3 separate regions of the Mus musculus genome follow, and regions 1 and 3 are each linked to region 2. The links are chromatin loops, found by intact Hi-C in ENCODE. Cell type or tissue: left cerebral cortex. All regions are shown on one strand. Region 1 holds the start of Gm32833 (a long non-coding RNA gene). Region 2 holds the start of Edn1 (endothelin 1). Region 3 holds the start of Hivep1 (human immunodeficiency virus type I enhancer binding protein 1).

The links. Hi-C counts contacts between places; a loop is a spot of excess contacts. Peaks named below come from ENCODE experiments on the same cell type or tissue, not always from the same donor. Only the 100,000 strongest peaks of a DNase experiment are listed, where the experiment ranks them.
Region 1: it touches region 2 in a loop (2.0-fold over the local background); 2 of 42 quality-filtered maps call a loop at or near these places.
Region 3: a loop joins it to region 2, with 6 times the contacts of the local background. A loop is called at or near these places in 6 of 42 quality-filtered maps.

What each region holds. Positions count from the first base shown.
Region 1 is chr13:42,398,570-42,406,569 of GRCm38, forward strand. Gm32833 (a long non-coding RNA gene) reads right to left here and starts at 4,820. Exons shown (of 3, transcript XR_382264.1): 1 at 4,749-4,820. In left cerebral cortex, no CTCF peak of the experiment used is centred here; DNase peaks (open chromatin) are centred at 4,830 and 5,203; H3K27ac peaks cover 1,478 bases.
Region 2 is chr13:42,297,619-42,305,618 of GRCm38, forward strand. It overlaps Edn1 (endothelin 1), which reads left to right and starts at 3,858. Exons shown (of 5, transcript NM_010104.4): 1 at 3,858-4,340; 2 at 5,939-6,107; 3 at 7,328-7,486; 4 at 7,637-7,750. The coding sequence starts at 4,277. In left cerebral cortex, CTCF peaks have their summits at 3,132 (motif pointing left), 5,152 and 6,115; DNase peaks (open chromatin) are centred at 921, 3,142, 3,821, 4,605 and 3 more places; H3K4me3 peaks cover 2,935 bases; H3K27ac peaks cover 228 bases.
Region 3 is chr13:42,048,747-42,056,746 of GRCm38, forward strand. Hivep1 (human immunodeficiency virus type I enhancer binding protein 1) reads left to right here and starts at 3,275. Exons shown (of 9, transcript NM_007772.2): 1 at 3,275-3,344; 2 at 6,654-6,796. The coding sequence starts at 6,757. It overlaps Gm28707 (a long non-coding RNA gene), which reads left to right. Exons shown (of 2, transcript XR_001780922.2): 1 at 1-367; 2 at 1,030-1,821. In left cerebral cortex, a CTCF peak has its summit at 3,557 (motif pointing left); DNase peaks (open chromatin) are centred at 163, 871, 1,777, 2,155 and 5 more places; H3K4me3 peaks cover 4,819 bases; H3K27ac peaks cover 4,356 bases.

The DNA.
Region 1 (8,000 bases), 100 kb after region 2:
GAAGCAGAGTCCCACAGAGGTTAGGTATTGAGACAGTAAGTATCTGAGGACTAGGCAAAGAAAACACTGAGAGAGGGAAAAAAGCCAAATGAAGTTATCTATACATAGGTGGCCAATGTGTTCCTTGATGTGAACTTTAGCTTGCAAAAGAAGGATCCATAAGTTCAGCACTGGCCAGCCTGAAACAGCAAATGTGGGCAAAGGAATTGAACTTAGCACATCCTTCCACGCAGAGAACTTCAGCAGAAGTGTGGAAATGATAGCCTTTCATGGACCTCGCCTGTAGGCACGTTCCTCTCGTTCACACCTCTAAGCTGCCAGTCATGAAACGTTCAGAGTCTTCTATGGGAGCTGTTCTCTAACTACAGGGCACCCACTGGCTGTCCAAGGTAAGTGTGGCTGAAGAGATCAGCAGGCCATGGGGGGAGGGACAGATGATGCTCTTCAGCAAAGCAAAGCTCTCGATCCAACCTCTCAGGCTAGATGTCTTCAAGTTTACATTAAACCCAAGGTGAATTCCTCCTGAGAACTAACATTCCTGTTGTGGCACAAACATTAGAAGAGTCTGGTCACACACTATTGAAATACCATGTATCTTTATAATCTTTACTTAAGACTTTATAAGCCATAATTCTCCACTTTGCCAAGAAATTAAGTGGTTATCTGTTGATTCTTGCCACTTTCATAAAAGGGAATAACATGGTGATAAATTTCTGTGTGGTCTTTGTTCATTTTAACACTCATTAAAAAGCAAGAGCCTTAGTTTTGGTGTATGCTTTAGTGAGATGAAAAATGATATCAAGGTTAAGGAGTATGATAACTTACTCTGGTTTAGTTTCATTTTGTTTTTAAAAAATGCCTGAAAAATGCTTGCCTCATGATAGAGCCCACAGAAAATGCCAATAATTGTCACTGTGGAGGCTACCAGTTGCCAGTCCATGGAGATAATAACCCTTTCATGTAAATCGAGTGTAGATGCATGTCTATACAAAAATTAAGATGCAAACATTGAATTATTATATAAAACCCAAAACAAAAATAACAAACTTCTCTCTACTCTAACCATTAAATATAACTCACAAAAAAACCTTATCAATTATTTCACCATAAGAGAGATTCCTATACAATTACAGGCATTTTCCTTTACAGTGTGTGGCTTAGTTCTTGTTTGTGAGTGGAAAGGCATGAAGCCTTTCTGTATTAAGCCTTCCATGTTCCTCTTTGTGACAGAGATAGATGGTGAGCCTTCTACAAATGAACTTTGTGGTCAGCAGAGCATACTAGGAGAACAGGAAGACAAATTGCTTGTGGGGTCGCCCTACATCAACCCATTGTAAGATCATGGGAGTCTCCAAGGTGAGGAGGAAGGTGATGGGTCTGAACTGAAGGAAGCCCTGTTATTTCTCTTGCTACAGGAGTTTAGCATGCAGGACATATCACAGGAATCTGCTGGTTCCTGCCTTTCATGCTGTATATTACCTAGAGTTCTCAGACAGAGAATAAAGACACTGGTAGCATGAAGAACGGCTCAACTCTGGGGCCATCCCCAGCCAATTCATCTCACTTCCAACTGTCCACTGGTCTTTCAGGGTTGAAACTCTACCCAGACAATTGGTCCTCAGACAGCCTGAACTGGGGGCATTTCCTCCATTCCTTGTGTCTTTACAGGGATCCTGACCCAGAAATCCACCTCAATAGGTATGAGGTTAAGAAAACACAAACAAATGTGAGAAAAAAAACCCTGGAAGATAAAAAAAAATGTTTGAACCCTAGGGAACTTAGAAAGGGTGTTTGTAGCACAATTCGGATGTAGACAAGCCAGCTCTGTTCTTGCTGATAAGTGGCTTTGAGAAAAACAAATGAATTCATATCTGATAAACCAGCACATTGATAATACCAAATTCCACTCTGCGTTCTAAAGGGCTTCTAAAAGTCTTTCATCCTGGAGGAGGGACAGACTGGTCCCACTGTAAGGAGGCTACAGGAGGTAATACTTAGTAGATGCTGCACTATGGAATATTTTTAGGTTTAATCAGTTTCACAGGAACTTTATCCAATTCCTTCCTCCTGAAAAATTAAGACATGTCTTTATGTCCCCAAGCTGGTGATTAGAATAGCAGCTGATTGAAGTCTGCTTTGAATATCCACATTCCAATCAGAAGTAAGAAAAGAGTGAATGAGTCCAGGAGAGCTTTCATAGTTTTTCAGTGTTTTTAAGGGGATAGTTCAGCAACTGTCCCTCCTAAGTGGTACTTCCCATTACATACATATGTATATTGTTACATACACATACACATATACACACGCCACACACACACACAACCACACACACACACCAGCTGGTCTTCTGGTAATCACCTTCAGTTACTTAGCAATAGAGTACCAGGTGATGAAAAATGGAGCAAATAGAGACCAGGGTGGGGTGCTGAGTGGTATAGTCCTCCAGCTTCTGGAGAAAGCCCCTATGATCACTCCACCTAGATTTAGCTATCCCATACATACTTTTCTCTTGAAACATAAATACCCCAATGATCTAGAAGCCATGAGAAGGGCTTATCTAAATAGGAAGGGAAGCCAGCAGGGGAATCTCTGATACTTTTGTGGGAACATAAAGTTTTGCTTATATTGAAGACCTTAGACAATGTATAAGAAAAAAGATAAGTGAACATTCTGTGTGCATTCTCACGTGCATGTGTGCACTGCACATGTGTACATGTATGCATTCATCTGTGGGTCAGAGAACAGCATAAGGTATTATTCTTCATGTTTCTTCCTTTTTTATTTTTTTGCTCGAGACAGGGTCTCTTCTATTGGCTTAGAACTTTGCTACGTATGTTAGGTTAACTATCCATGCAAAGCTTTACCAACGGAGCCACCCCCCAACCCTGAAATTCTGATTTTCCTTTTTAAAGTACACCTAGCACAATAATGACAAGCTTAAATATTTATTTATTCATTTACTGTAAAGAGCAGCCAAAGTGAAGTGCTCTAGCAGCATATCGTAGAGCATCATGGAAAATTAAGCAGATTTCCTTTGCCCTGCATTCAGTTCACCCTCACTGAAAGTCTGACAGGTAAATGCTGTTTCACAGCAATTGGTGAACAGTTCTTAGAGTCAGTCCCTCCAGAGACTTGTCTGCTGTCAGTCAAGATAAACAGACTAAAGGCTGGATTCATTCTCCAGCTCTGCTCGACTGAATGCAAATTAATGAGTCTTTGTGGAAGTGGCTGAGGTTTTCTTTTTTCTCACCCAGTGCAGGCCACCCCTTGATTCCCTCTTGCTGCTCTCTGTTGCTAGCTCAGGAAGTTCTTGTCATCCCAGGGATCATCCACACTGGGACATGAATGTTGCCTTTTTTAATAGCTCCTTCTCTTAGGACTGTGGGAACAAGTGCTTTCCTGAGCCTCAGATTCCTTTCCTTTTAAACAATAAATGCAGATGGGTGGGCTTCCATAGAGCTCCACTCCAGTCAACCCCTGTACCCTTGAGATGTACCCTTTGCTTCATTTCTGAGAAATAAGTGTTTGAACTCAATAGTTCATTTGCATCATTAGAGGGCAGACTTCCCTTGAAAGAAGGATAAAGGAGAGGTTTGAGAAACTGAAATGTTTGATAAGAACCAGTGGATTCTGTTGGAGATGGGTGAGCTCTAAGGAGTGGAAGGAGAAGAGAAGAGTGGTGAAGAGGATGCAGGAAATTCTCACCAGCCCCAAGCAATGGTCCTCTGTCAATCAAATCCATCTGTCAATCAAACCCATCAGCCATAGAAGAGGACACAGAACTAGAGATACCATTAGAGCTCATAGGATCGTCATATTGAATTATGTGGTAGTTTGGTAGGAATGATCCCCATAGATCCATGTGTTTGTTTTGCCATTGGGAATGGCACTATTAGGATGTGTGGCCTTGTTGGAGTAAGTGTAGTCTTATTGGAGGGAGTGTGTCACTGGGCAGACATGCTTTAAGGTCATATATACTCAAGTTATGCCCAATGTAACACCCAGTCTCTTTCTGCTGCCTGTGGATCAAGATGTAGAACTCTCAGATTCTCCATCATCATGTCTGCCTGCATGCTGCCACGAGTTTTGTGTATAAGGGCTGTTGTCGTCATGGGTCTCCTTACAGCAATGAAACCCTAAGATAAATTGTAAGTAGCATTATAAAGTAGAACAGAACCAGGAGACAGGGCTAGACTATAAGCCTCAAGACACATCTCTACTTAGGGACCTACTTTCTCCATCTAGACCCCTCTTCTCAAAGGTTCCACAATTTCAAAAAATATCACCACCAGCTGAAGACCAACTATTTAAACTCAACTGGAGAAATGTAACAAACTGAACATTGGCTTTGAAGTCAGGTAGACCAGTAGTCAGTTTCCAACCACACCATTCCCTATTCTTTCTGAGCCGTTACTCCATCTTTAAAAGTAAGATAAGTGCCTTCAACGCAGTCATCTTAACAGCTAAGCCAACCAGTAGTATAAAGTGTTTAGCTCAGTCTCTGTAACACAAGACTCTATCAATCAATAGATGGTAAGTATTATGGTGGGAAAGAGAATTAAACTGTTTTCTATTCTCACTAACCTGAAAACCCTCCGTGTAGAACCAGCCACTTGTCAGCTGCTGATACCCAGCAGACATTATCTCTGAATAAGTTGCAACTTTATCCTCAGCTACTCAGGAGAGACTGCCATTCTGTGAGGAGAATAATAAATTACCACAGAAAGCAAACAAGAAAATTTGTTCACCTCCAAAAGCTGCCTCTTCAATCTGGCGAGGAGACTGGATCATTTCTGGGCTGTTCTCCAGATGGAAAACTGAGGAACATGGTGTTTCTACTCAGGATGAGTAAGTGAGCTGCTGACTTGGACACAGTCCCTGCCCCAGACCTAGTTCTGCTTCTCACATTGTTTTGGGTCACAGTCCTGAAGGCTGGTATAAACTGTCCTATTTTCTTGCAGTAGCTTTCTGTCTCTTGTCAGGGGAAGAACACGCAGGTTGTGCCATTGCTTGTAAGATGCACAGTTGTTATTTGTGAATAGCAGCAACTGGAGGTGATAAAATTTATGTGACCTTGATGAATATGGAATGTCCTTCTTGAAGGTCAAACTGAGCCATTTCTCACGGTCAAGACATTTCAGGGAACTTAGACTTGGGACTTTGCAGGGATTGAGGCCAATGTCCCTGAATATAATGTGCTACTGGATATGTTGTTTGATTTTCTAAAACAGATGGTGTGTCATGCAATCTTTTAATGAAAGTCAGATACTGGAGCTGTGGAGCTGGCTCAGCTGAGAGACTCAGAAGCATAAGTATCACAATTCTGATTCCCAGAACCAATGTTAATATGTTAAAAAGTTGGACACAGTGGTGTAGAGACATGGAGATCCCTGAACTGCAATGGCCAGCAAATCTAATTGAGCTTCAGGCTCACAGTTTCAAGGTGGAAGGTGAATGAGGCAGGCTACTGGACATCAACTTCTGGTCTCCTCATACATATGCATCTGCACACACGTGCACATGCACATACACTAACAAGTATACACACCAGAGAGACAGAGAGACAGAGAGACAGAGAGACAGAGAGACAGAGAGAGACAGAGAGAGACAGAGAAACAGAGACAGTGACACAGAGGAGACAAAGATCATGTAGATATAAGATAAGTCCTTCATTTTCTCAGTGGGAAAACAGTCCAGGCTATTAAATCATCTGCCTCCTTCTGTCACACGGCTAGTACATGGCTTAGGACTTGAACTAAGATATTCAGTATCCAAGTTAGGACAAGTCCAACTGAATTTTTAAAAAGTCCCATTAATGAATATGAGGTAAGGGCAGTCCTTAACAGTTCAAAGCCATGGCAGGACTGTTGACAGTCCCCTTTACAAAGCAGACACGTACTCGCTGAGCTTGTCCACACGGCGGACTAGACAGCAGAGAGAGGAAGCTGTGCTGGCTTTCCTGTGACATCCTATATTCGTTCTTCTGAGGCAAAGAAAGGACAGCTTTCTGAAGAACACTGGACTGTATGTTTCTAAGGTGCTGCAAGTGTTCATGATCTTCAACCCAATGAGCTCTCTCCAAGAACTTAGTAATACAACAAAAATCTCAACAAAGGGAAAGATTTATTTGCCAGATGACATGACATTGTTTTTTTTATTTTTTTTAAATAACAACAGGGTTCTGTGCCCAAGAGAATTGTTTAAATAAGTTCTGATATATTTATACCATGGTTTATTTTATTTTGCAGCCATATAAATGATGTTGTAAGAAAATAATGTCCTATAACCTGGGGACGTGCTCTTGATAGAGTGCTAAGAAAAAGCACCTCACACAATGAGGCTAATTTTGTACCAAGGATCTATACTTATACCTACATGTATTTTAAAAATACAGCTATACCACTCTTGGGCATATATCCAGAAGATGTTCCAGCATGTAATAAGGACACATGCTCCACTATGTTCATAGCAGCCATATTTATAATAGCCAGAAGTTGGAAACAACCCAGATGTCTCTCAACAGAGGGATGGGTACAGAAAGTATAGTACATTTACACAATGGAATACTACTCAGCTATTAAAAACAATGACTTCATGAAATTCACAGGCAAATGGATGGAACTTGAAAATATTACCCTGAGTGAGGTAACCCAATCACAAAAGAACACACATGGTATGTACTCACTGAAAAGTCGATATTAGCCCAAAAGTTAGGAATATCCAAGATTCAACTCACAGACCATATAAAGCCCAAAAGGAAGGAAGATCAAAATGTGGATGCTTCAGTGCTTCTTAGAAGGGTGAATAAAATACTCACAGAAGTAAACATAGAGACAACGTGTGGAACCGAGATTAAAGGAAAGGCCATCCAGAGACTGCACCACCTGGGGATCCATCCCATATACAGCCACCAAACCCAGATGCTATTGTGGATGCCAGAAAGTGCTTGCTGATAGAAGCCTAATATGGCTGTCTCCTGAGAGGTTCTGCCAGAGTATGACAAATACAGAGGAGGATGCTCCCAGCCAACCATTGGACTGAGTTCAAGGGTCCCTGATGGAGGAGTTGAAGAAGGGACTGAAGGAGCTGGGAGGGTTTGCAGCCCCAATGGAGCGAGCAACAGTGTAAACAGGCCATACCTCCACCCAGGAACTCCTGGGAAATGGACCACCAACCAAAGAATACACATAGAGGGACTCATGGCTCCAGTCATATATGTGACAGAAGATGACCTTGTTGGATATCAGTGGGAGGAGAGACCTTTGGGCCTGAGGATGTTCGATCCCCCAGTGAAGGGGAATGCCAGTGAGGGAAGACAGGAGTGGGTGAGTGGGTGAGGGAGCACTCTCATAGAGGCAGGGAGAGTGGGGACAGGTTAGGGAGTTTGTGAAGGGGAGACCTGGAAAGGGGAAACATTTGAAATGTAAATGAAAATATCCAATAAAAACATACAAAACCTCTTGTATTCTGAGTGAGTTATAAGCTGACTTGCCATTTTTTTCCCTTAGGGTTTTGCTAGATTTTGAGTACAGACAGATATTACTTATAGCTTTATTTTGAGATAGGGTCTTACTATGCAGCCATGGCCATCCTAGAACTTGCTATGTGGACCCGGCTGTCCCCCAAAGTCAGAGAGGTCTGCTTGTCTCTGCCTCTAGAGTACTGGGATTAAAAGTATGGGTCATCATGCCAGCTATTTAAAAATTTTATTTAAATATATCTTGTGTGTGTGTGTGTGTGCACTTCCATGTGTGTGGGTGACAGTAGAGTCTAGAAGAAGTGTCAAGTCTCTTGTAGTGGAGCCACTCTAGTACAGTAGTTACACTCAGTTATGGACCATCTAAAGTGACTACTGAAAACAAGAAACCCTGTTCTTCTGCAAGAGCAGCATCTATTCTCAAACTCTGAGCCTCTTTCCATCCCCAAGACATTATTTTTTATAAAGAAACTGAAAACACCATTCTAAGTCTAATTTTCCCTTTAGTGTGACTGGGTACTTG
Region 2 (8,000 bases):
AACAGTTGGGAGAGTGCTTGTATTTTGAAGCAAAGGGACCCGAGTTTGGGTTACTCGGCTTTCCTGTGGTGACTAGGCTTGGCGGTTCCTGCTTGTAGCCTTCGTTCTGTGGGCCAGAGACAGGTAGGTCCCGGGGATCTTGCTGGTCAGCCATCCTAGCCAAGGGGTGAGATTCGGCGGGTTCAGTAAGAAACCGTGGTCAATGATGAATAACGTGGAGAGTGATCAAGGAAGACACTAGATACCACCTCTAACCTCTACCTACGCACACGCACGCATGCACACACACACACACACACACACACACACGCGACACACATATAAACACACACTTCCTAAAATTATTCATGTAGAAGAAACAATTTTGCTTAACATCAAAATATTTTTTGAAAGTCTACCCATGGCACCCAAATCTGGCAAAGCAAAGGAACAAAGCAAACAAACAAACAAAAGTGTGAAAGAGATTTCCTGGTGACTGAGCTTCAGGATGCCAGGTCAGAAAGTCTGACACAACCTTTTAAACTAAATGTAAGACATACTTCATACTTTTTCTTTTTTTTTTTTAATGCATTGGATGAATTGATTCAGGCTATCTCATTTCCGGTGGGATAGTAACCATTATTTTCTTTGGATTAAAGGGAGAAAGAAACTTTGTCTCCCTCCTCACAGCTCCCGCGTGCATGCAGTGGGGCCTGGGCACAAGGACTGTAATGGACGGCATTTCATTGTATATAGCGTAGTCACCATCCTAGGCTTAAAGCAGGCTTAGTGTCTGCATAGCTTCGCCTTGCCCACAAACAAGCTAATTGCCACTCGTGTCCAGCAACCACACGGCAACTCTTCTCTTCCCTGAGCAAAATCTCACTCCAAATTTATTGGCTTGGCAAAGTTGCAAGTTTTGTTACGCAAAAGCTGAGAGAGACCAAAGTCGAGGAGTGCTAAAAACAGTACACTCTGCTACTGTGTAGTCTCTGTATTTGAGGCTCAGGGTGTTTTATTTATAGCTATCTATTAATATGCAGCCAAAGATACAGAAAAGAAAAACATAAAAACAACTTTATCAGGCAGTTTCCCCGCATTTCAAGGGTACATCTTAAGCAGGAACAGTAAGGCCAGCTGGGAGCTGTTGTGTGGCAGGGAAAAACCATTTTCCTTGCCACTGTTCAGGGTGATGGGCTGCAAAGAGCATTTCCCTGGGAACTGTTTTGAGAAGTGGGATGGACTCAGGGAAGGCACCTTCTATCCCCCATCCCCTGTAGTTATAAAACTTCCTTACATGTTTAGCCCTTTAGAGTCTTTAGCCTCTCTAATAGTAATACCTTAAGTGGAGGTGGGTAGGGCCATCCAGCTTGTCAAACTGGTTTGCTGCCCTCCTCTCTCCTCCCCCTGCTACTTGGCAAAAATTGTATCTGGTGAAGCTGCCCAAAGTAGCCTAGAGCTTCCTTCTCTGGGCTTGAATGAGGGTTCTTCCTTCCTTTCATGGGAAGACAAGGGAGTTAGGGGGCAGCTGTAAGGGACAGATGTGGAGAGATGGGCAGGAGGCAGAGCCTACATAAAAAAGGAGGCATAGGTGCCCATGCATGTACACAATACATATATACACAGAGGCCTAGAGAATTCAGGATAAAACATAAAAGGTAGGATTATACCTGGAAAGATGGGACCCTCCCAGGGCTAAGATCTTGTTTTTATTTGGGGTTTGCTATCACGGAGCTTTAGAAGAAGCTCAGAGTGGATGGCTGCCGAGGTTTGCATTTTACTTCTGAGTGTATGTTCAGAGTGGCACAGGTACACAAGAAGGGAGTGGGTAGTAGAAAAACACCTGGACAGTTCTCCTTTGCTTTCCTTCTCTCCCTGATGCTGTGGCCATCGCTATCTGCAGAGGTCCCTCAGCTGAAGGATGATGGCTCAGGCTAGACACTGGGGATGCCTTCCAGAACTGGGTTGGGCATTTCCGGGGTGGAGCTGAGGACAGGTTGGTCCTGACAGTTGCCAGTGTTTGGCCAAATTGGCCAGGAGGTCAGAAAGGGGTGTGGGGGGGAGGGGAGTACTTGTTTTCCCACTCACCTTTCTCTTGCTGGTGGGAAACTTGGGCTTTGGACCTTCCGGTGACATCAGCTCTCCTCTCCTCCAGGTCCCCTGAGGAGCTGGGGTGGGATGAGCTGGCTTCCTGTTGGGGCCCAGGTCTAGGGGCAGTTGTCACCTCCTGGCCCCCACCCTCAGGGGTTGGGCTGAGGTAAGCAAAGCAGAGGCAGAGGCTTACCAGTGGCCCTGGGCCTCGGGTGTGGGTGTGGGAGGGATGCTGGTTCCTGCTTCTTCAATGTCTCCAGCTCTTAGTCCAGAGTCTCCTAAGGGACAGAGTTCTTAGTGACCTAAAGCTGCTGCTGCTGCTGCTGCTGCTGCTGCTGTGTCTCCCCTACTGAGATTCCCAGAGAGGTCACTAGGCCTAAGCATGTCTCTGTCCACAGCGTGGGTATTGCTATCAAGTCTGCCTTTTGATTGTAGAGGTGAAGAAATAAATGGTTGCATGGACTGGATTGAGTCTATTTTGGCCTCTACTCCCAGGGAAAACTGAAGTCAAACAAGACGGGATGAAGAAGGGACCTTTGTGGTAGCATCCTAGGGAAACCACTCTGCGTGGATCCTGTGTGTTGTTTCCAGCTTATGGGCATTCCGGGAGCTTGTTGAAAAAAGCCAACGTGTTTTCTGTGTGTTTTGCTTTATTCATGAAGACATGTTGTCACTTGTGCCTTAATAACCCATGGACACCTGGGGGAGGGAGTCTTTCATGGTAAAATAGACAGGAAACTGTTTGGAAAATGTAAACACGTTATTAAAGGGTGAGGTATGATCTGATGCACATATTCAGCATCGGCAGTCCTTCCCTCCCCACACCCCCCTTGTAGCTTTCTAATCAAGCACAGACCGCAGGTTTGCCCGAGTAAAGAAGCAAAGTGATGTGGAGGAGACTCTGGAAAGTCGGGGAAGGGAATAATGGAATGCCCTGAAGCCACCTCTCTTTAGTATGTGAGGCGCCCCTTCTCTGCCTGGCCACAGCTTGTTACTAATCATTTAGAAGCCGAGGCTTTAGTTGTTTTATCTTATTAAAGCATAAGCCCCTGCAGCTCTCCATCTCCCCCTGGCGGTCGTCTCTGCCATTTCTCAAGATCCTTCGCGATAGCAGCAATTCCCAGGGAGAGGCTGGGCACAAGAAATATTGGAGGGCGAGTGTGTGTGTGTGTGTGTGTGTGTGTGTGTGTGTGTGTGTGTGTACGTGTACTTCTGATCGGCGATACTAGGGAGATAAGGATGTACCTGACAAAACCACATTGTTGTTGTTATCATTATTATTTAGTTTTCCTTCCTTGCTAACTCCTGACGGAATCTTTCTCACCTCAAATGCGAAGTACTTTAGTTTAGAAAAGACTTGGTGGAAGGGGTGGTGGTGGAAAAGTAGGGTGATCTTCCAAACTAATCTGGTTCCCCGCCCGCCCCAGTAGCTGGGATTCAAGAGCGAAGAGTGGGGATCGTCCCCTTGTTTGATCAGAAAGACATAAAAGGAAAATCAAGTGAACAATGATCAGCCCCACCTCCACCCCACCCCCCTGCGCGCGCACAATACAATCTATTTAATTGTACTTCATACTTTTCATTCCAATGGGGTGACTTTGCTTCTGGAGAAACTCTTGATTCTTGAACTCTGGGGCTGGCAGCTAGCAAAAGGGGAAGCGGGCTGCTGCTCTCTGCAGGTTCTGCAGCGGTCTCTGTCTAGTGGGTGTTTTCTTTTTCTTAGCCCTGCCCCTGGATTGTCAGACGGCGGGCGTCTGCCTCTGAAGTTAGCCGTGATTTCCTCTAGAGCCGGGTCTTATCTCTGGCTGCACGTTGCCTGTGGGTGACTAATCACACAATAACATTGTTTAGGGCTGGAATAAAGTCAGAGCTGTTTACCCCCACTCTATAGGGGTTCAATATAAAAAGGCGGCGGAGAACTGTCCGAGTCAGAAGCGTTCCTGCACCGGCGCTGAGAGCCTGACCCGGTCTGCTCCGCTGTCCTTGCGCGCTGCCTCCCGGCTGCCCGCGACGCTTTCGCCCCAGTGGAAGGGCCACTTGCTGAGGACCGCGCTGAGATCTAAAAAAAAAACAAAAAACAAAAAACAAAAAAACCCAGAGGCGATCAGAGCGACCAGACACCGTCCTCTTCGTTTTGCATTGAGTTCCATTTGCAACCGAGTTTTCTTTTTTTCCTTTTTCCCCACTCTTCTGACCCCTTTGCAGAATGGATTATTTTCCCGTGATCTTCTCTCTGCTGTTCGTGACTTTCCAAGGAGCTCCAGAAACAGGTAGGCGCCACTTGCGAATCTTTCTACTTCAGCGCAGCGCAGTTATCGCTTCTGTTTTCCACTTTTCTTTCTTTCTTTTCTTTCATTCTTTCCTTTTTATTTATTTTTTTAATTACTGAAGCTCCAGCAGCAAGTGCCTTACAATTAATTAACTTCTGTGTGAAGCGAAAGAAATAAAACCCCTGTTTGAATACAACTGACTACAACCGAGTATCGCATAGCTTCAAAATAACGTTGTAGCAGTACAGCTGAAGCAAAAATCTATTTTGAAATAAGTGTGTTTAGGGTTGCACGGTTCATTTAGGGGCTTATTCAAACGTTGTCTTGATAGTGCGCTAATGTGTAAAATATTGAAACACTCCAACTTAAAGCCAAGGAATTTTATTCGGGTCATGCAGGCACACCGTGAGCAGGGAAATCACCTGCCGATCAACCATGCGCTGAATAACCCCGCAGGCGGTTTCAGGGCGAAGCACATGCTTTCTTTAAAATTTGTCACTATTGACTTAAGGTTTCATTTGGCAGGTTTTTGGCATCTTCAAACACTGTGAGCTCTATTGCAGTTGTATTCACCTGTCCTGGGAGGGGAGCCGGGATCATTCCTGCCTGATTAAGGAATTAGACAGTACGGGCCACAGCTGGTTCTTTTCTCCTCCCATCCTGTTTTTTGAGGGTCAGTGCCCTCTTTTTGTCTTTTCATGACCCTAAGCAAAGAGAAAGGATGTCAAAAGGGTGAAAGCCCTGGAATGTGTCTGATCGTTTGGAATGAACAAAATCGAGCAGATAAACTGCGCGGCGATGCTGTGTTGGGCCAGAGGGAGGTGTCAAGTCCCACAGCAAGCTGTGCTGCCCAAAGATTCTGAATTCTGAACCCACGGGGTACTTTCCCTGGGTTCCCTGAGCAGCTGTACCTTCTCTTCCGTCAGTGGCAACTTGTCTCCCACCTGAAGTGAATATTGTAAAGTTAGTTTCTTTTCGGTGTCCAGGCATTTTCTGAAAGTTTTTGCTTTCTGTCTATTATAAAAAGGCACCCATATGCCACCTAGACTGGTCTGTGCCCCTACACACGCTGGAATGGGGTGGAAACCCCTAAAGAGTTTATCCTGAGTAGGGAACATGTCTCCATAGCCAGGAATAGGCAGTCTATATTATTTGCTGGTGGCCACCTGTCAGTTTAATCTATGGGAGTTGTGCCATTCTATGTCTCAGGTATGGACTCCCTCAAAATTCCACCAGACAGTATCTACTTCAAAGCGGCTTCAGAAGGCTGGGGAGTCCTTTCCTCTCTCTCTCTCTCTCTCTCTCTCTCTCTCTCTCTCTCTCTCTCTCTCTCTCTCTGTGTGTGTGTGTGTGTGTGTGTGTGTGTGATCTCCCTGCAGGTGGATAAGCCAGCCAGGGTAAGGGTGAAGTCCTGTTAGGCACGGAGAACAAAGGAAGCTCTTTTCTTTCTGTTTGTGTTTCTGGCTAAAGGCAGTTTTATGCCTTGTCTGCTTCTATTTGCGCTGCTAGATCTGACCTGAATACTAGGGTGCAGGTGCTTGCTCTGGACGCCTGAAGAAAGATATTACTACCAATCTGACCCTCTCTTCTCTTCACAGCTGTCTTGGGAGCCGAACTCAGCACCGGAGCTGAGAATGGAGTGCAGAGCCCCCCTCCCAGCACACCCTGGAGACCCCGCAGGTCCAAGCGCTGTTCCTGTTCTTCCTTGATGGACAAGGAGTGTGTCTACTTCTGCCACCTGGACATCATCTGGGTCAACACTCCCGAGTGAGTCTCTAGAGGGCATTGTAACCCTAGCCATCTCTTACTACTGGGGCTTTCTGGAGCCTGGAGAGCCCAGGCTGGAGTTTCTGTTCTGGGAAGCTTCTGTCTTTAGCGTTTCTGAAGACAAAAAACCGTGGCTCCCAAGGGAAACCCTGCTGACTGAGACAGGTCAGCTTAGTGGTAGCAATCTTGGAGAGTGTCTTCTGAGAGGCTGGGGGTAAGGGAGAGTCAGGCTGCTTCCTGTGGGACAGATCAGATTGGCTGAGGACAAGCAGGACGGGGCTATGCATTTAAAGACAAGAAAGGGATAGACTAACTTAGCAGGAGGCTCTGGACATGGGACCTAATAGCCCAGGTCCTATGTAGAGTAGTCTACCTGTACTTCTCAGAGAGGCACAATACCATCTATTCCAGAGGGATAGCCTAGAGTCGGGTACTTCTTGCATCTCTCCTTCGTCTTTAGAAAACTGTATTTCAAGGCAGAGATCAGAACAGTACCCATGGGTTTCTCTTGTACCTTCCAAGGGAACCGAGGCTGTTTTACCCTCAGCCCCCAACCCTAGTCCACTCATCAGGAGCAATCATCAGAGAGAACAAACACATTTAGTCTGTCTACAATGGCTGGCCACGTTCCAAAACAAACCAGACCCAAACCACCGCGGACCTAATCCTTAGTAGTGTTTCTACCAAGGGGAGGACTGCGTTCCTTGTTGTGAGAATTGAAATGGATTCCTTGCAATTTATCGGAGAGCATTTTGACACTGAGTCCTTCACAGCCATTCAATTTTACCAAACTTTAGGAGCAGTGCACCAATATGCCAGGCTCCACCCTGCAGTCTGTCTAGAAATCTTAAGTTTTGGTGTGGCTGTAGTCCTTCTGTTTTCTGGCCCCACAACCACCAGAAAACAGACAAGAAAAGAAAGAAAATACAAAGCAGAAGCCCAAACAGAGGTTGTAATTTGGAACAAAGCTCTCTAGAAGAAATGGGATATCATTGTTAAGTATTGAAATGGAATGTCATTGAATCAGAAAAAAAAAAGTTCGTGTTTTCCCATTTGGGGACATACACTGAGGACCATTGATGGGCAGACATGCCAAATGGCTTCCATTATCTTTGCTATCATGCACTGTCCAAATGCTCTCTGAATTGTATGCCCAAAGAATGAGTCGTCTGAAAGATTATTAATTAAGCTAATATCTTCCTTCTCTCTTTCCATAATAGGCGCGTCGTACCGTATGGACTGGGAGGTTCTTCCAGGTCCAAGCGTTCCTTGAAAGACTTACTTCCCAATAAGGCCACAGACCAGGCAGTTAGATGTCAGTGCGCTCACCAAAAAGACAAGAAGTGCTGGAATTTCTGCCAAGCAGGAAAAGAACTCAGGTGAGTGGAGGCCCCTTTGACTTGTCCGGCCTGCTGGCCTTCTCCCTGTGAGACTGTTTTTCACTTAAGAGAAAGGAGCAGAGACATGAAGAGGCAAGGTGAATCTCAACATACCACCACTAAAATGGTTTTGCTCCTCTGTCTTCACAGGGCCCAAAGTACCATGCAGAAAAGCTTAAAAGACTCCAAGAAAGGAAAACCCTGTTCCAAGTTGGGAAAGAAGTGTATCTATCAGCAGCTGGTGGAAGGAAGGAAACTACGAAGGTAAGAGGCTCATAAGGACTCCTACCCCTGGACGCCAGTGCTAATGGCTCCCCAGTCCTTTCTAGTGGGAGAAAGGCTTGAGTCCAGTAATAGAGTCGTCATGGTCTGTGGACTTAAAAGAGCAAAGGGCTCCTTGGATACTGGCGCCTTGAGTGCAGACACCTGCCCACTGTGTCTTAGCACACACTGTTCAGTCTATAGGTAGAGCTTCTACACTAAGGGGCAGCTTTAACATTTGAGCATATCCAGT
Region 3 (8,000 bases), 250 kb before region 2:
CTTGAAGGCTGCAGGAATATCTCAGAAAGAAAATAATATCTGCTTCCAAAGCTGAGATCTAAAAACTGAACAGAGCCTGGGGAAACATCCAAACGATCTTATTACAAGTTTGTTCTGAGTGGAAGGAAAAAGAATGTAATCTGGGAGACCTCCTTCTCTGATTCAAACAGCAAACGTAGCACAGTTCTGAGACAAAGATTCCTAGCTGGGAGAGCCCTTTTCAGCTCAGGTGAGAAAGGGAGCCCCAAAGGTCCTTTTCCAGGACCGGCTAGAGCCAGGATTCCGTCCTTTGGCCACCTGCTGCGCTGCCTCCTAGCAGCACCCACAGAGGAGACTATCTTGACTGTCACCAGGCACCAAGCTCAAGGTATAACCCACGTAGGCGGTGCACCAGATAACATCAAAGCTTTGGGTAGGGGCCAGAAAAGCGGGGTAGGGGGGTGTGGGGGGGTGGGGGGGGCAGCGCAGGGAGGGAACCAAGCGCCTCCCCCAGCGTTTCCTCTCACGCCCACTTCCAACCTAGGAGGCTTTTGGTTTCTGCTTTTGTTTTTAAAATGAAAAGTTGAACCAGGAAGCTTGGGAGCAGACTTTTTTTTTTTTTTTTTTTTTTTTTTTTTTTTGCCTTGTAGTTCGGTAAGTTTTCCTCCCTCCGTTCTTTTGTCTGCTTGGCTTGGGAAGAGCCCGGGCGTAGGGGGGACAGTTGCTGGGAGCGAGCAGGGGAGGGTTTGTAGCCGGGTCGCCGGAGTGGGGGCCGGGGGGAGGGGACTCGTTGGTGGACGGGAAAACCCAGCTCGCAGGGTGAAGGGGAGGGACGAGCGGGCGGTGTGACCCGGGGCCAACAGGAGGAACCTCCGGGATCTCCGCGTGGCGGTGGCGCTGCTGGCCGCACCGGCCGGAGGGCCGGTGCCGTGGAGCCACGGGGCCGTGCCAAGGGGGAGCCCGAGCCAGGCAGCGCCGGGCAGATGCGTGGGAACCGGGGTTGGGGGACGCTCGGGTGCGGCCTCGGGTTGGACCGATGCTCTCCCCTAGATGCTCAGCGGGAGAGATAAGGTCAGAGTACCCACAGGACCCTACGTCTCCCAAGGGGCGCAACAAAGACTCTTACTTGGCCTGCTGGATGGAGAGAAAGAGGCCCCTTGGAATCTCTCTGCCTTCCCAGTCTAGAGCCATCATTGGGATCCCCATTGTTCAAGGATTTTTGACAGTTCAAGCTGAAGTTTACCAGTTACCGGGCTGGACGGGTTCACTCATCCAATTCCGTTTATTTGCTATTTGAGGATCTACTATTTACTGTGTCACAAAACAAACCGAAACCAACTACTTAACATTTAACATAGCTGCCTTTCCCTGCATTTTGGTATGGAAAAAAAAAAAAACGCATTTAGACAATTCAGAAAACTTACCAGGAAAGTGTTCTTATATTAACTATCTCAGAGAGAAGTTTTAATACTGGTTTGTTGCTCAAGAAAACACAGTAAAATGACAAATCAAAACCAGATATGCAGTTTTCTCAAACGCTCTTAGCATTGCTGTATCTTGGAGACATCCTGGGTTCATGGATACATTTCTGTTGTCTTCAGCAAATATTGAGTTAAAAATTTCTCTCTGGCACTTAACTTTTTTTTCTTCTCTTTCTGTTTCAAGTAACAAAAACTCGACTTCTGAAGACTTTTTGTTTTTAATCTTAACACATTATCTATGTCTGCATGTTTATCTTTTGGTTCAAACAGCTCGGCTGGGGGAGGGGAACTACATTATATGTTTTATGAATCCTACCCATTGGGTATTTCATTTAATAAAATAGAAGACATCTTACTGGAATATTAAAATGGTACTCTTTCATTGTAAGGCTGACATAGTATTACCCACCACCCGAGCTTTCTAGCTGCATAATCTTTGCTCCTATGACCAAATTTACTTTTTGGTAGGCATATTTTCTTCCTCTGCAAAACATTATTTTTGGCTCTAAGCTTGCCATTACCAAGTATTCCATTTTTAATAATTTCCATTCTGGGGCTTTGTGCTTTTCTTAGCTCCAGCAAGCTAGAGGTAGGACTTCCTCGGGGGATTTTAGGGGTCAACCGTTAGCAGGAACGACCTGGACATCTTTATGAAAGCCTAAGGGAGCAAAACAAGTTTGCACAGATGGTCAGCTGTTAGTGGGCGTATGATCGCTTAACAAAGAATATTTTTGTTTTGCGCCTTTTTTTTTTTAACACCTTATTCTTTCCAACTTTGAGGTGGCCCGTACAATCTTCTATCGGCTTTTTTTTTTTTTTGTGGATGCGTGTAATTTTTAAGTTCAAACTGCTAGTATTATGCCTACCCTTGAAAACCTGCTTCGTTCCCCAGAGTCAGCTCTCCTGATATTTCCAGAAGTTTCCAGTTCCCGTTCTCTAACGCTTTCTAGCAGCCGGGGTCAAACTCTGGTTTGTAATAAATTAGTCTGTCTTCCCTGTTCACTCCCCCAGAGTTCCAGAAGCCTGCTGGGTGGCTCCGCCCCGCACCCCCTCTTCGGCTTCCAAAGTTCCCTCGCGGGTTAGTCCCCAGCTGACAGGCAGCTAAGGAGGGGTTAACTGCGCTCGCCGCTGCTTAGGCTCTGGGAAGCACCGGCTCTCTCCGGAATAACCTTGGCTTTCCTCGGTCTTTTAATAGAACATCCGCCACCAAAAAAGTGGTTTCAGTTTAGGGCTTAATAACACGTCCCCTCTGACCCTCCAAGTCAACAACCCAGCCCCCTTTCATTCTCTCTCTCTTTTTTAAAAGTTATTTTTTAAAGTTAATGCGTTTCAAGTTTCACTATGATTTTCCCCTTCCCTCTACGCGGAGCAGAGGAAACCCCCTTGGGGTCCCCCCTCCCTCCAGGGTCCTCCTCCTCCTCCTCCTCCCTACCAGGGCCAGGGCGAGGGGCGGGGCTGGGAGACACCATGACGTCACCGGGCCGGCCCACAGCCTGCTCTAGAAAGTCAAAAGACGGTAAAGAGAATCCGGCCCCGCCCGGCCCCGCCCCTCCTCCCGGGCCAACCGCCCCCGACTGCGGCCCGGCCGGGCTTCCCCGGGCCGCGGAGCCCCGCCTCCGCTGCCGCCCCGCCCCGCCCCGCCCTTCGGGCCGCGCCTCCTCCTGCGTCCTGGGTCCCCGCGGCGGGGCCTGCGGCGGGCGGGCGGGCGGGCGGGGCGGCAGGGGGCCCCGGGCCGGCTTCACAGGAGCCCGCCCTCCCGCCGCAGCCCCCGCCCCGCCGCCCCCGGGGATCCCCTGCTGCCCCGCCCACGCGCGGGGGGAAGCCGCCGACCTTCGCCCTGGCCGCCCTCGCGCTGCCAGCCGTCCTCACGGACACCCGGGAGAGGTAAAGGCCGCTCTCCCGCCGGGTTCCACTCGGTCCCTCCCGCGCCCAGCTCGCGCCTCGGTGCCCGTCGGGAGGAGGCTCCGCTTGTGCTGATGTCCCGGTTGTCAAGTGCAGCGCAGTTCCCGACGGGTGCGGGGCCGGGCGCGGCGGTGGGGGCGCTGCACCCGGGAGAGCGCGGCGCGGGGGGCGGGGGCCGGGACCACCTCCCCCTGGCGGGCGGGCGCGCGGGTGTGCGTGTGAGTGAGTGTGTGCGCGTGTGCCGGCGCCGACCTTGCGGAGGGGATGCTGCGTGCGGGAGCCGCTTGCCACTTCGGCGGGTCCTGGCCGCACGGGCGGCGGGAGCTGCGGTCCTGCGAGCCCAGCAGGTACGGAGGGCCGGCCTCCTGGTCGCCGCGGCCGCTTCTCGCAGGAGGGCTCGGCGGGGCTGCGGGAGACCAGGCCGCGGCTTCCGCACCTCCCGGCTTTGTGGCTCGCTTTCCCTTTCGGTCTTTGCCCGGAGTGCCTGTTTACTCCGGGCCACCTGGGTAGTTTCCCTCCCCGTAGGGCGCGCGCCCGCCGCTGGTGGGTCGGGGCCGGTGGGTAGGGGCGCGGGGCGGCTTGGGCTCGCCGCGGGGTCGGGCTCCAGCCGGAGTTGCGGCTAGAGAGGGGAGGGGGCTGTGGCGAGGCTGGCGCGAGGAGGAGTCTCAAGGCTGCTGCTCTCGCCGACTCTGTCCTCCTCCTCCTCCTCCTCCTGCTCTCCGCATCCACTCTAGGCTCCTTCCGGAGCTGGCACTTCCATTCCCCCCTCCTTCTGGCATGCGAAGCGCTTTGTTCAGTGCAGCGTTGCAGAGGGGTTTTCCCAGGCTCCGCCCTCCACATTCATTCATGTTTTTTCTCCTTGTGACTGTCTTTACGCTTTTTTGATTGTGTCCTGTTTTTGCACCTTGTAGTATGTATTTCTTTCTCGAGAAAGAATGGTCGATCACTGGTCCTAGTCGCCACGGTGGTGCTGTCGTCTTTGAAAATAACCACTTCTCCACCGCGGATTTAAATGTGGGCTGGACAGCTAGGGACAGGGGGGCTGGAGGCTGCAAAACCGGGTCGCACAAAGCTGTTACAGGTTGGGAATTTGCATATTTTAACATTTAAGCTTGGGAGCTGTGGGAGGTCACGTGATCGGCTTACAATCCGAGTTCACGCTTTAAAAACTTCGTAATATCGTGACCGCTTAAAAGCTTTAGTTTTAATACGGAACGGAACACTTACAGCTTTATCTTTAAATTCTCTGTGCAGTCAAAACCTTTTTGGATGCTATAGCTGATGCCTCTGTGGTAGGGGGAGTTGAGGAGCTCTATCTTTCACCCATCATTGACCGTCCTGTTTCTTATTCTTCCCCTGGCGTTAGATTGGGGATAGTTTGTGTTATGCCGACTAATAGCCGTGTTAAGAGCCGTGTTGCTTACAGTCGCAAGCACGGTAATAGCCGCCTTTTCCTTATGCGTTTTAACTAAAGTGAAAACATACATCTAAAACCTTAGTCTGGGATACATGTTCTTTACCTTAGAGGCGTTCTTCCAGGGAATTAATATTTCAGCATTTTCATGTGGTAGGCAAAGCTTCTACATTGTGTAGCTTACTCCTCAGTCCTTAGCCCGTTTGGGGTGGATAATGTTTCCTGATTTTACAGCTTGGGAAATCTGATCTTCTTTTCTGAGAGCTTAAGTACCTTGAACAAGGCCACACAGAATGGGGTAAAGCCTGGCCTTGAACCTGGTCAGGTTTGATTCCAAAGTATGTCTTCATGATTTGCTGTGTCATTCATCCCTTTGGGAGGGGATTGTCCTTGGTAGGTAAATGTTATCTTCTCAGAGGAAATGGGCAAGGTGTCATGTGGGGCCACGTTCTGAGGAAGATTTCATAATCTCTCTCTAAACTTGTTTTTTTTTTGTTTTGTTTTGTTTTTTGTTTTGTTTTCTCTTTGTAAAATGGATGAATTGGAGTTGTTAATTTTTTTTTAATCTCTCCCAAAACTTTTTTCCCCTACCTCTGTAAAATGGCTGAGTTTGAGCAGTTGATTCGGTTGTTAGGATTAAATTAGGTGATAAGTAGAAACTCTACAGTAAACCCAATAAGTGTTCTCTTGTGTCGTGTACAGTAATAGATATGAGAGGTTTTAAACAAAAGCATCCTTAGTCTATTGTGTTTGCTTAGTGATTAAACTTGGTTTCACCCCATAGGGCCTGCTTAATGGGCTTTGCTTATCAGCACTGTTGCAGGAAGTTGAAGCTAAACTTTTAACTGATTATTGAGAAAGAATCTAGTGGAAGAGGAGAGAGGGAGGTTGCTGATTTGGACAGATGGGTGGTTAACTTTCAGGCACGTTCAACCTTTTGGCATTGCAACATAGGCTGGAGGACCTTGCAACAGAGTTACAAAAAAAAATCTCAAAAGAAATCTTGTAATGTTTTAAGTAAGTTTACTATTTTGTGTTAGGCAGCATTAGTAAAGGCAGCATGAGTAGAGATCTTCAGTCAGACTTAGTCCTTGGGCTGTAGGTTGGACATGCCTGTTGGGTCTTGGCATGATGCATTTCAGCTTGAAAAAGCAGAGTCAGGACAGACTAGGTTGTGCTGCAGTAACAAGTAATTCCCAAGCCTCAGATGCTTAAGTCAACAAAGGACTGCTTTTTGTTTAGGCAGCGTGATCATCTTGTGTCACTGGCAATGCAACTTTTTTAGTCACACATGCTGATTGGAACAGTGCCTGGCCTGTGCCAGAGGGGACAGAATGCTCTGGAATATCTTGCTTTGATAACTAAGTGCGCCAACATGGATTCGAGGCATGTCTGTGGTCTACTCAAAGGTCAACATGTAGCCGCTGATCACAGGCATGTGCAGTCCCGCCAAGGCATGTCAGCCATCACTGGGGAACAGCCACCATTGCAACTGTGCATGTTAACTGAGTCAACTGAAGTGACATGGCCAGGACATTGGGCTTCCCTTATAAATGACCATATGTATACAGCATAACTGTCACCTTACACTAACTTTCATTGTAACTAGCAGTGCTGTTCTAAAGTGAGCATTCTCATTCTCATCTAACTAATGTCTAGAGACTTTTTTTTCCACCTGTTTTCTCAACAAGGGGACCTAGAGAGTGGCCCGTCTTATGGCAAGATGACCTGGCTTATGTTTAGTTAAAAGCGAATGGTGCTTGCAGAGGTTACCTTCTATTGAGCTTAGGTCAGCACTGCTCTAAGCCCCTACCTTTTGAAGTGTCCTTCTCTTTTGACGGTGGTGAGATTTACTGCTTTTATCTTTTTCTTTGCAGCATGTGGATTAACTGATGGCCAACGAGTACATGGAGCCAGCCTTTTGTAACCTGCTCTTCCAACAGTTTCTAAGAAGAAAAGGGAGCTCTTAAATCTAAGAAAATGCCTCGCACGAAGCAGATTCATCCCAGAAATCTCAGAGGTAAGGCTCTGTGTTCAGTGAAGAAAGGCTTCCAGTGACCCCCATCATCAAGTGCATTGCTGGTACCAGGAATGCCTGTGGCCTCCTTAGGCACTGACCCTGCTTCATGGCCAGCACCATTATGCCTCATTCCTCTTTGTCTTGTATAGTAACTGTCCCTTACCTGCTGGATGAATTAATCCCTCAAGAATTACAGTTCTTTTGTGGTGACCTGCTAAAGGCTGATATTAATCATTTCTTAATAGGAACTAGGGAATCTGAAATGGATGGTTGATGTTTTCTGATAATTGATGTTATGTTCATTTGTTCAAAAAAAGAATTCCTCCCCGATCCTTTACGTGTCTCTGGGAGATTGAACCCTGGGCTTCAAGCATGCTAGTGAGATGTCGTGTCAGTGAGCTTTGCTACTGTATGCTGTTGGAGGTTTACTTCTGTACATTATATCAAGACAAAGAAGTGAAAGAAAGTTGGAACTCACATTTATATACTACTTTACTTGCAGAAGTTAGAACAAACTGACTTATTTTCAACAGAGAAATATCCTGTCAAACTTGTATATAAGGCTAGAGATCTCGCTTGGGGTTAGACTATGGGCTTAACTTGCTTATGGCTCTGGATTCCGTTCCCAGCACCAAGCAAAGCAAAACAAACAGGACATGTAACACATTTCATACGGCTGCAAGGTGAATGGTTTTCCATTAAAAGTAAAGGTATTTAATACTGGGAAACTAAGCATATTTTGCTATATCTGTTTAACGATTGTTATTGTTTTGAGGTGTTATATTCACTGTGAATAGCAGTTATCTTTTCTATTTGATTCCAGTATATAGGGATTTAGCAGTATTGAACTTGTGAGAGGTCTCAGTTGGTACAACGCTGGTTGTGCTACTAGGAGGACCCGAGTTAAGATGTCTAGAAGCCACGGAAGACCAGAAGCAGTAGTGTAGGTCTGCAGTCACAGTCTGTGGCAAAACAGGGTATGGAAACAGGAGCATGTCCAGAAAATTGTGGGCCAGATAGCCTGGTATGTCCAGACACTGAGAGCCTTTCTCAGACAAGGTAGCAGGTGTCCACATGTCCACACATGTGCTATGTCATGTGCACACCAGTATTCACACACATGCACACAAAGTTCGGGATATCTATGTAAAGACTGTAGCAGTGTGAAGCAAAAAATCTGCTATATCAAAAGATCTTAGGCAAA